Linked DNA regions of Mus musculus: regions 2 and 3 are each linked to region 1. Evidence: chromatin loops called from intact Hi-C (ENCODE). Cell type or tissue: left cerebral cortex. All regions are shown on one strand.

What was found. A loop is a pair of places that touch in the nucleus more often than their neighbours do. Peaks named below come from ENCODE experiments on the same cell type or tissue, not always from the same donor. Only the 100,000 strongest peaks of a DNase experiment are listed, where the experiment ranks them.
Region 2: a loop joins it to region 1, with 4 times the contacts of the local background. A loop is called at or near these places in 17 of 42 quality-filtered maps.
Region 3: it touches region 1 in a loop (3-fold over the local background); 4 of 42 quality-filtered maps call a loop at or near these places.

What each region holds. Positions count from the first base shown.
Region 1 is chr10:77,515,669-77,518,168 of GRCm38, reverse strand. It overlaps Fam207a (family with sequence similarity 207, member A), which reads left to right and starts at 2,356. Exons shown (of 6, transcript NM_133998.3): 1 at 2,356-2,500. The coding sequence starts at 2,429. 2810425M01Rik (RIKEN cDNA 2810425M01 gene) reads right to left here and starts at 2,271. Exons shown (of 1, transcript NR_163865.1): 1 at 1,228-2,271. In left cerebral cortex, CTCF peaks have their summits at 950 and 2,261; DNase peaks (open chromatin) are centred at 925, 1,533 and 2,291; H3K4me3 peaks cover 1,098 bases; H3K27ac peaks cover 928 bases.
Region 2 is chr10:77,624,247-77,626,746 of GRCm38, reverse strand. All of the region lies in intron 1 of Ube2g2 (ubiquitin-conjugating enzyme E2G 2), which reads right to left. Among named protein-coding and RNA genes, the nearest start is that of Ube2g2, 3.2 kb to the right of the region's middle. In left cerebral cortex, a CTCF peak has its summit at 1,102; a DNase peak (open chromatin) is centred at 2,022; H3K27ac peaks cover 886 bases.
Region 3 is chr10:77,580,588-77,583,087 of GRCm38, reverse strand. It overlaps Pttg1ip (pituitary tumor-transforming 1 interacting protein), which reads right to left and starts at 1,433. Exons shown (of 6, transcript NM_145925.3): 1 at 1,161-1,433. The coding sequence starts at 1,266. In left cerebral cortex, no CTCF peak of the experiment used is centred here; a DNase peak (open chromatin) is centred at 1,428; H3K4me3 peaks cover 1,850 bases; H3K27ac peaks cover 1,208 bases.

The sequences.
Region 1 (2,500 bases):
GCACATGGACACCCATGCCTGCCTTTCCCCATCTCCCTGATCACCAGACTTCAGGGAACTCCTGGGAAGTTGCTCTGTGCCCTTTGCAGGTTGACCCAGGTGGCTGGAAGGCCTTGGGCCTTGGTGCTCAGCCAGAAGCTGTGAAGGACAGGAGGCCAATTCCCTGCCCCACTGCCTTGAGCGGCTGGCTGGCCTAGCACCCATGATCAGAGTCAAATTAGGACTCTGTGTTGCGGGTTCCGTCACCAGAAGGTCCTGGGCCTCTGAGATGCTGTGTGTCTGTACCAGCCCTGTGCCTGGGGCTCCCGCCCTTCATTCACACTGTGATACCAGCCTCTTTTCTGCCCAGCCCTAGGAATCTGTGATCTCCAACTATAAGCTGCTAGGGGTCACTTCCTGGCTCTCACTTTTCTCTTAGTCCTCAAGCAGCTCATTCTAACCCCCACTGTAGAAACAGGGAAACTAGGCTTGAAAAAGCTCAGGCCTTGGCTAGGTCACCCAAAGAAAGGTGGACCCAGCAAACTTGGCCACCTCCCTGGGAGGATCAAGGGAGCCCTCCTCCCCGAGAAAAGCCAGGCAGAACTGTCTTGGATCAGTCGCTGGGGCTGGGGACGAACTGAGAGGTGATCTGGACCCTGCTGATGCCTGCGGGGTCTGGCAGCTGAGTTTCCAGGGCTGGGCGCGATGATACATTGTCCGCCTCCCCTCACCCCAAACCCCCATCCCGCCTCCCAGTAGCTGTATCAGTGGACCAGCCTGCGGTCACACCTACACTCTAGTTGACTTGGAGCAGGGTCGCGGTCTAGAGCCCGAGGGGGGGGGGGAATTAGCCAGAGACACCTGTACAGTCCTCTCTCTAACTGCAAAACTAGCTGTACAGTCCTCTCTAACTGCAAAACTAGTTTGCCAGGAGCCAGGGAAGCACGGGACACGCGCGCCCTCAGGCGGCAGGAAGAAGAGTTGAGGATTCTAAAAAATTAACTTTGTTGTCGTCGACTTGTGAGTTCCTTGGGGTGCCCTGGAACTGGCCTTAAGCAACTCATCCTCCATGGGGGAACCTGGGGTCCATCGGACAGCCCAGAGCACAGGAACACTGCTGAGGGTTGAGAAGGAGAAAACATTTAGGGGGTGGGGGGGTGGGGTGGGGATCTGTCCTAGGTAAAAGCCAGGCTAGCTTTCAGGGTGGCTCTGGCTGCCAGATCTTCTGGGGAGATGAACCAGGTTGTGAAGAGTTCAATGGACTTTATTCCCAGGTCATCTCAAAACAAGCTTGCGAAAGTAACTTTTATTCGCTTGATGTCCTTGTTGTCTCGGAGGCTTACTGCTGACTACGATCTCCTTTTCTAGCTCTTTCTGAACTCTTACTGGCTGATTCAATTCAGCTGTTCTGGCTCAAACGTCTCTTCAAGTCGCCTGATTCAATCTAGTTTGTCTCAGCTTCACATCTAGTGCACTGCTTGGCCTGCAGCCACTCACTCACTGTTCTAGATTGCTTTCTGTTGCTGTGATAAAAACACTTATCAAAGGCAGCGTGGGGAGGAAGGTGTTCTTTACATCTTACAGGTTGGATCTCATCGTCAGGGAAGGAGCAGGAACCTGGAGGCATCCCCTGATGAGAAACCGCATCGGAAAGATGCTTATTGGCTCTGCTCCCTGGCATGCTCTGCTACTTCAGCCACTGTGGGGCACCGGACTCCGCTTTGGGCTCACCTTCTCCCCACAAATCCCATCTCACTGTGGATCCCTAGCAGAGACGTCCCGGCATCCAGGATGCTCTCTACCCTAGAAGGGAAGAAGGCAGAAGGCCTCTACCCTGGCTGTGCCTGGGCCCAACTTTCTTTTGTGGCTCCAACTATAGCCCACTTTGGTTTTGTATTGTATTTTACAGGTGTCATTTGGGTGAAGAGCTGGAATTACCCTTCGTCCTTGCTTTCCTTAAGCAATACTGCACTGGGTGCACAGGGGCTGTTGGACACGGAGCCGACTGTGCAGGAAGACGGAGGCCGTTCGGTCCATCTGGTACCCATTTAAGTGGAATTGCAAAGTCCCCAACTCCAGGACCTGTTTTAAGGACGAAACGCCAAGCTGCACACATAGAGACCCGCATGAGTAAAACCGACGTGAACCTTTCTCCCTATTCTACCCCAGACGCGCGCGATAGAAACATGGCGTAACGTGCACCCGAGGCTTCAATAGTTTTACTTCCCTGGCTCTTGGCTGCAGCCACATCGCCACACGTCTAACGCGCTAGCGGGAGCGCGCGACGTAAGCACCGCAACTGCGCACGCGCTACGGGAGGCACTTCCGGGGACCGGCCGAACGCCGATCTACGCAGCCGCGGCTCTATTTCCGGCTGTCTGGGAGCACTTCCGGGAGGCTCTTCCACTAGTGAGGCGGCGTTGCTAACAGGCGGAAACCTCCAGGGAAGATGGGGAAAGTGAGGGCGCTGCGGGCTCGTGTGCACCGGGCGGCCGTGAGACCCGACGGGGATTCTGCACCG
Region 2 (2,500 bases), 110 kb before region 1:
AATGTTTAAACAGTGCAGCCTGACCATGCAATGGGCTATGACTCTATATTACAAAGGACACTGCTGGGCTGGGGAGACGACTCAGCAGTTAAGCGCACTGGCTGCTCTTCCAGAGGACCCAGGTTCAGTTCCCAGCAACCACACAGCAGCTCACACCTTCAGTTGCAGGAGATCCAACTCCCTCCTCTGAATTCTGCAGACACTAGGCATGCGCCTGGTACACAGACATATGCACAGGAAAAAGACCAAATGCACAGAATAAAATTAAAACCTTTAAAAAGAAAAGAAACAAGCCAGTGCTCCCTTGTCTGTGAATATTTACGTCAACAGAGGTCTGAAAATATCAAAATATCAGTGGAAATTCCCAGAAGTAAACAACCAATATATTTTCAATGGCGACTCAGAGAACTATAGTGGAATCTCACTCCACCCTGCTGAGCCCTGCCAGGACTTTTACACAACAGCTGTAACTGCCCGTTCTATTTCATCACTTGCTGCTGGAAGGGTAAGGGTACACTGCAGCACAGACAAGCTCAGCACAACTGTGCTGAGTGCAGAGGCCCGAAGAAGGGCGCACCAAGACTCCAGTGAGTGAAAGCAAATCGGTGCTACCTAGGAGGGGCAGGGGGGAGAAGGGACAGAGCAGTCCCAGGGCAGGGCGGGGCACTCCAAGGATGCTATTATTCACAGCATGGATGTGACACACTCAAACATACAGGATCCTACAGTCCAGCGAGAAAAAGTCAGCGCTGTGTAAAGCCTGCCAGAGGCAGACGTTTGGCAGAAAAGGCAGAGATGGCCTTTTGTGTATGTGAAAGGATCCCGCTGCCTCACTTGCAATCACTAACATACAGTTCAAGCCACCAGGATGCCATCTAACACCTACCAGACAAGGTGAAGACCCCAAGGATAACGTATGAGTGAAAAGCCTGAGCAGTAGCACACACTTAACTCAGCTGTGGTGGCCATGACACACACACCAGAAGAGCCACAGTGACCAACAGGTCAGCATATCTTGTAACGCCGGCTGCTCACACAGATGCGGCACGGCTCTAAATTATGCTTCCAATGCAAACCTGCACATGTCCACCAGGAGATTTTCAAATCTGCTCACAGTACTTCTAAGAGTCAAACTGCAAGTAACTTCAGTGTCTGCCAGGAGCAGAACAGAGGGATGCTGGCTTGTTCATAAAGAGAAATCCACTGAGCAAGGAGAGGAGGCTGCCGTCACAAGCTTCAAGAGAAAGGAAACTGACACAAGGCTGGTAAGAGCTCCCAGGGCAAAGCAAAGAACACACACACACACACACACACACACACACACACACACACACATATATATATATATATATATATATACACTGTACAACTTCTATTAAGACAGACAAACGAAAACCACACAGTGTCCAGAGACAGAACGGCAATAGAAAGAGAAAGAATGACAACTCGGTATGTCGCTAACTCTTGGTGGTGCTGGGAAGATGAAGACTCTAGGTCACTGTCCTGCTCTGCTCTGCAAGCAGGGTATCATGGACACCGAGTTATTCAGCTGGCCATCACTGTAACAAAGTGCCTGAGGAAAGTCACCTGAGATGAGAGAATGCCTGCTTATGAAAAGGCAGTGCATCATAGCAGGGAGCAGCAGCATGGCCAGGCAACAAGCAGGGGAGGCACTGAGAGCAGATCCTTAAGGGGAATGCAGGGACCCAGCCTTTCTACTTCTCCCGTGTCTGGCCTTAGGTGAACAGCTCTGCTCTGGTTCACGCCCCTACTCTGACGTGCTGCCTTGGTGGGCAGAGACACCTCCTGCCTCGTCTGACAGGCCAAGCTCGAAATTCCCAGGCTCCACACAGAAGGGAGATGTGACCCTTGTCAGTTGTCCTAACTTCTGCACATGCACAGTGGCACTCGCCTGCCCACCCACAAATACACAAAAACAGCTGTCATTGTAAAACAATCTCAAGTCTACCCCAATGTGGGAACTGTGACACTGTCTGGAAACAGTCTCAGCAGATGTACCAGAATTAAATACAGAACATTCTGACTAGGCTGGGCCCTAAGCCAGTGACTGTTGACATTTCAAGTGGAAAAATCTGAATACCGACACACCCAGGCTCAGATGGCCACAGGAAGGTACAGGAGAGGAAGGACTTACACTAGCACAGCTAAGTAACCCGCAGTAGCCAGCACTCTAGAGCTGAGAGGGAGGAAGGACCTTCCCCAAAAGCCCACCCTGCCTAGGGTGACAGCCCAGGCCACAAGTGGGCTTCTAATTCTATCTCCAAACCATGAGATGCTGTCTGTTATGGTATCTGAGTGGTGACAATGTTACAACAGCCCTGGACCACTGTTCCCTTGTCTGTCACAGTAAGAAGAAAAGCTGTGGAAACATATGACAAGGACACAAGAACACACACTGTTCTTACAGAGGAACCAGGTTCGAGTATTGGCACCCGTATGAAAAAGAGGCAGGCTTTATTTACCATGGGTGCCTGTAGCC
Region 3 (2,500 bases), 65 kb before region 1:
AATCTACTACAGGTTCTGTGAAGCACACAAAAAATATTTAAAGGGTGAGTTTTGCCAGGCAGGGCAAATGCTTTATGGTCAGCATTTGAGAGGCAGAGGCAGGCAGACACCTTTAAGTTCAAAACCAAGCTGGGCGTGGTGGCACACGCCTTTAATCCCAGCACTAGGGAGGCAGAGGCAGGCGGATCTCTGAGTTCAAGGCCAGCCTGGTCTACAGAGTGAGTTCCAGGACAGCCAGGGCTACACAGAGACACACTGTCTCGAAAAAACAAACAAAAAAGTTCAAAACCAGCCTGAACCCAGTCTCAAACAACAAAAAAAGGCGAGTTTTGGGATACAGGATACGGTAATGTAAATTTATGCAAATTCCTTGTAAAGACTAGCCGTTTTAAACATCAGCTATCTCCCTATAGAATGTCAAGGAGTAGAATCCTTACACCTAACACGTGGTGGTTGGTAACAGGTGAAGGTTCGTGCCCCCCCCCCTCCCCCCAGTATCGCAGCAGACACCCTTGAGACACTGGGAAGGGTCCTGGGTCTCCACAGGCTCCCCAACACTCTGCCTGGCATAAAGTCCTTACTGGAGAATCTAGCCCCAAGTTCCCCGGGGCGGCCAGGGTCAGCTCCTTTAGTCACCCTCACCAAGGTAGCAGGAGTGAGGCAGTCCCAGACCGGTCCTAGGCATACCTGGGAGCAGATAAGAAACTTAAACAGAGAGACGCGACAACTGGCAAAAGGTCACAAAGAGAAAACACACCGTGACAGGCTAGAGTGTAAAGACACCTTGAGAGAGCCTGAGCTAACAAAAATACTCTCTTGCAGCGCCTCATCAACTCTAGCGAGCGTACAAAGGTCAAAGTTGACCAAGCCTCAGTCTTGGACACAACTTGTCAGCTCCCTGATTCCCCTCAAACAAAAACAGTGCTGGAATGCAGATGGTCCCCGAGATGCTAAGCAGGTGCCGAGGCGTCGGTTCCGACTAGCCGAGTCTTTCGTGCCTCAGGGCACGACGTTAACTTCCAGCAGAGGCTGGCTGCCTTACCCAGCTTCAAGGGAGGGCGTGAGCGCAGAGGCAGCCAAGCCCGCGGGCTGGACTCCGCCCTGGATCCGACCCGGCCGCCCTCCTCCTACTCCTCGGCCCCTAGGCCCACGGGCCTTACCCACTCTCGGAGGTTCCTGCGCGGAGGCTCCGGACAGAAGCAACAGCAGCACGGCACCGAGGAGCATCACCCAGTGCGGCGTCAGCCCAAGGTTAGCAGGCGCCATGGTGAGTGCGTCGTCGGCGGGGACCTCAGGCGACTCAACTCCAACGCCGAGCTAGGATGTTTCCACAGTAAGCGCTCCGCCTCCGTAAGCTAGCCAGACGGGCGGAGCTTGCGAGTGCGCAGCCGCTGGCTCCGCCCCCTGACCTCCGCCCGCCTACGGGCGCAGCTGAGGCTTAGCACGCCTGCGCGCTGCTGGAACTGCGGGGAGGGAGCAATAACCGGAGCGTCAGAGCAGCGCGCGTGCGTAGTAGACTACTAGGCTGGGCAGTGGACAGCGAAGCTTTGCCACTTGCTCTGGAATGGAGCTGCTGGACTCTGAGGCGGGTTCTGAGGCTCAGCTGCTCTGCCTAACACAACTGCTCTGTAGCCGCCAACCCTTGGAAACCTCTGCCAGTCCTGTTAATTCTCTGCCAGAGCCGTATGCGTGTCCAGAGGGCAGGTTTTGTGGATTTACGTTAAAACAGCATCCAAGCTGTCTCGAACTTGTTACTGAAAGGCGTTTAAATCACTGAGGGAATGTGGAGGGTGTAGCTTAGATGGTAGAATTGCTTGCCTGGCAACCAATGCATGCACAAAGCCTCCGAGTTCCATCCTCAGAACCTCACAAATGAGTCGTGATAACACACACCTATCATCTCAGCACTTGGGGGTGGAGCATTGGAAGGATCAGAAGTTCAAGGTCTTCCTTAACCAATGAGACCCTGACTCAAAGAAAACAAAACAAATCCTTATTGATAGTGACTGGGGACGCAAACTTGAAGACACAGGAGCTTTGAGTAAGAGGGTACCTTCCCTGCTTGATTGTGCATGAACCAGAGACCTAGATAGCCAGACACCAAAAAGATCAATGCGGGACTCTGGATCCCAAGTTTCTCGACTCATTAAAGACCCAGACTCCAGTAGGAGTAAGCAAAATAGGATACAAGCTTGAGCCCACCAGCTTTATGTCCATTTGATACAAGCTAGTTATGACTGTAAGTGTTGCAACTCTGAAGGGAAAGGCTTGAAGCGTTCCAGCTCCACTCCTGGTGCTGCGGCAGAAGGTTTTCCCAAAGGAAGTATAACAGTTCTGCTGCAGGAGGGGGTTCCCATGGAAAGTGTCACAGGTCTGCTCTGCAGAGGAAGACTTCTCCAGCCAAAGTGTAACAATTCTGCTTTGCCAGAGGGAGGCTTTCCCCAGTGAAAGCGTTACAGCTTTACTTCGGCCAGGCAGGTTTTCCCCAGCCAAGTTCTGT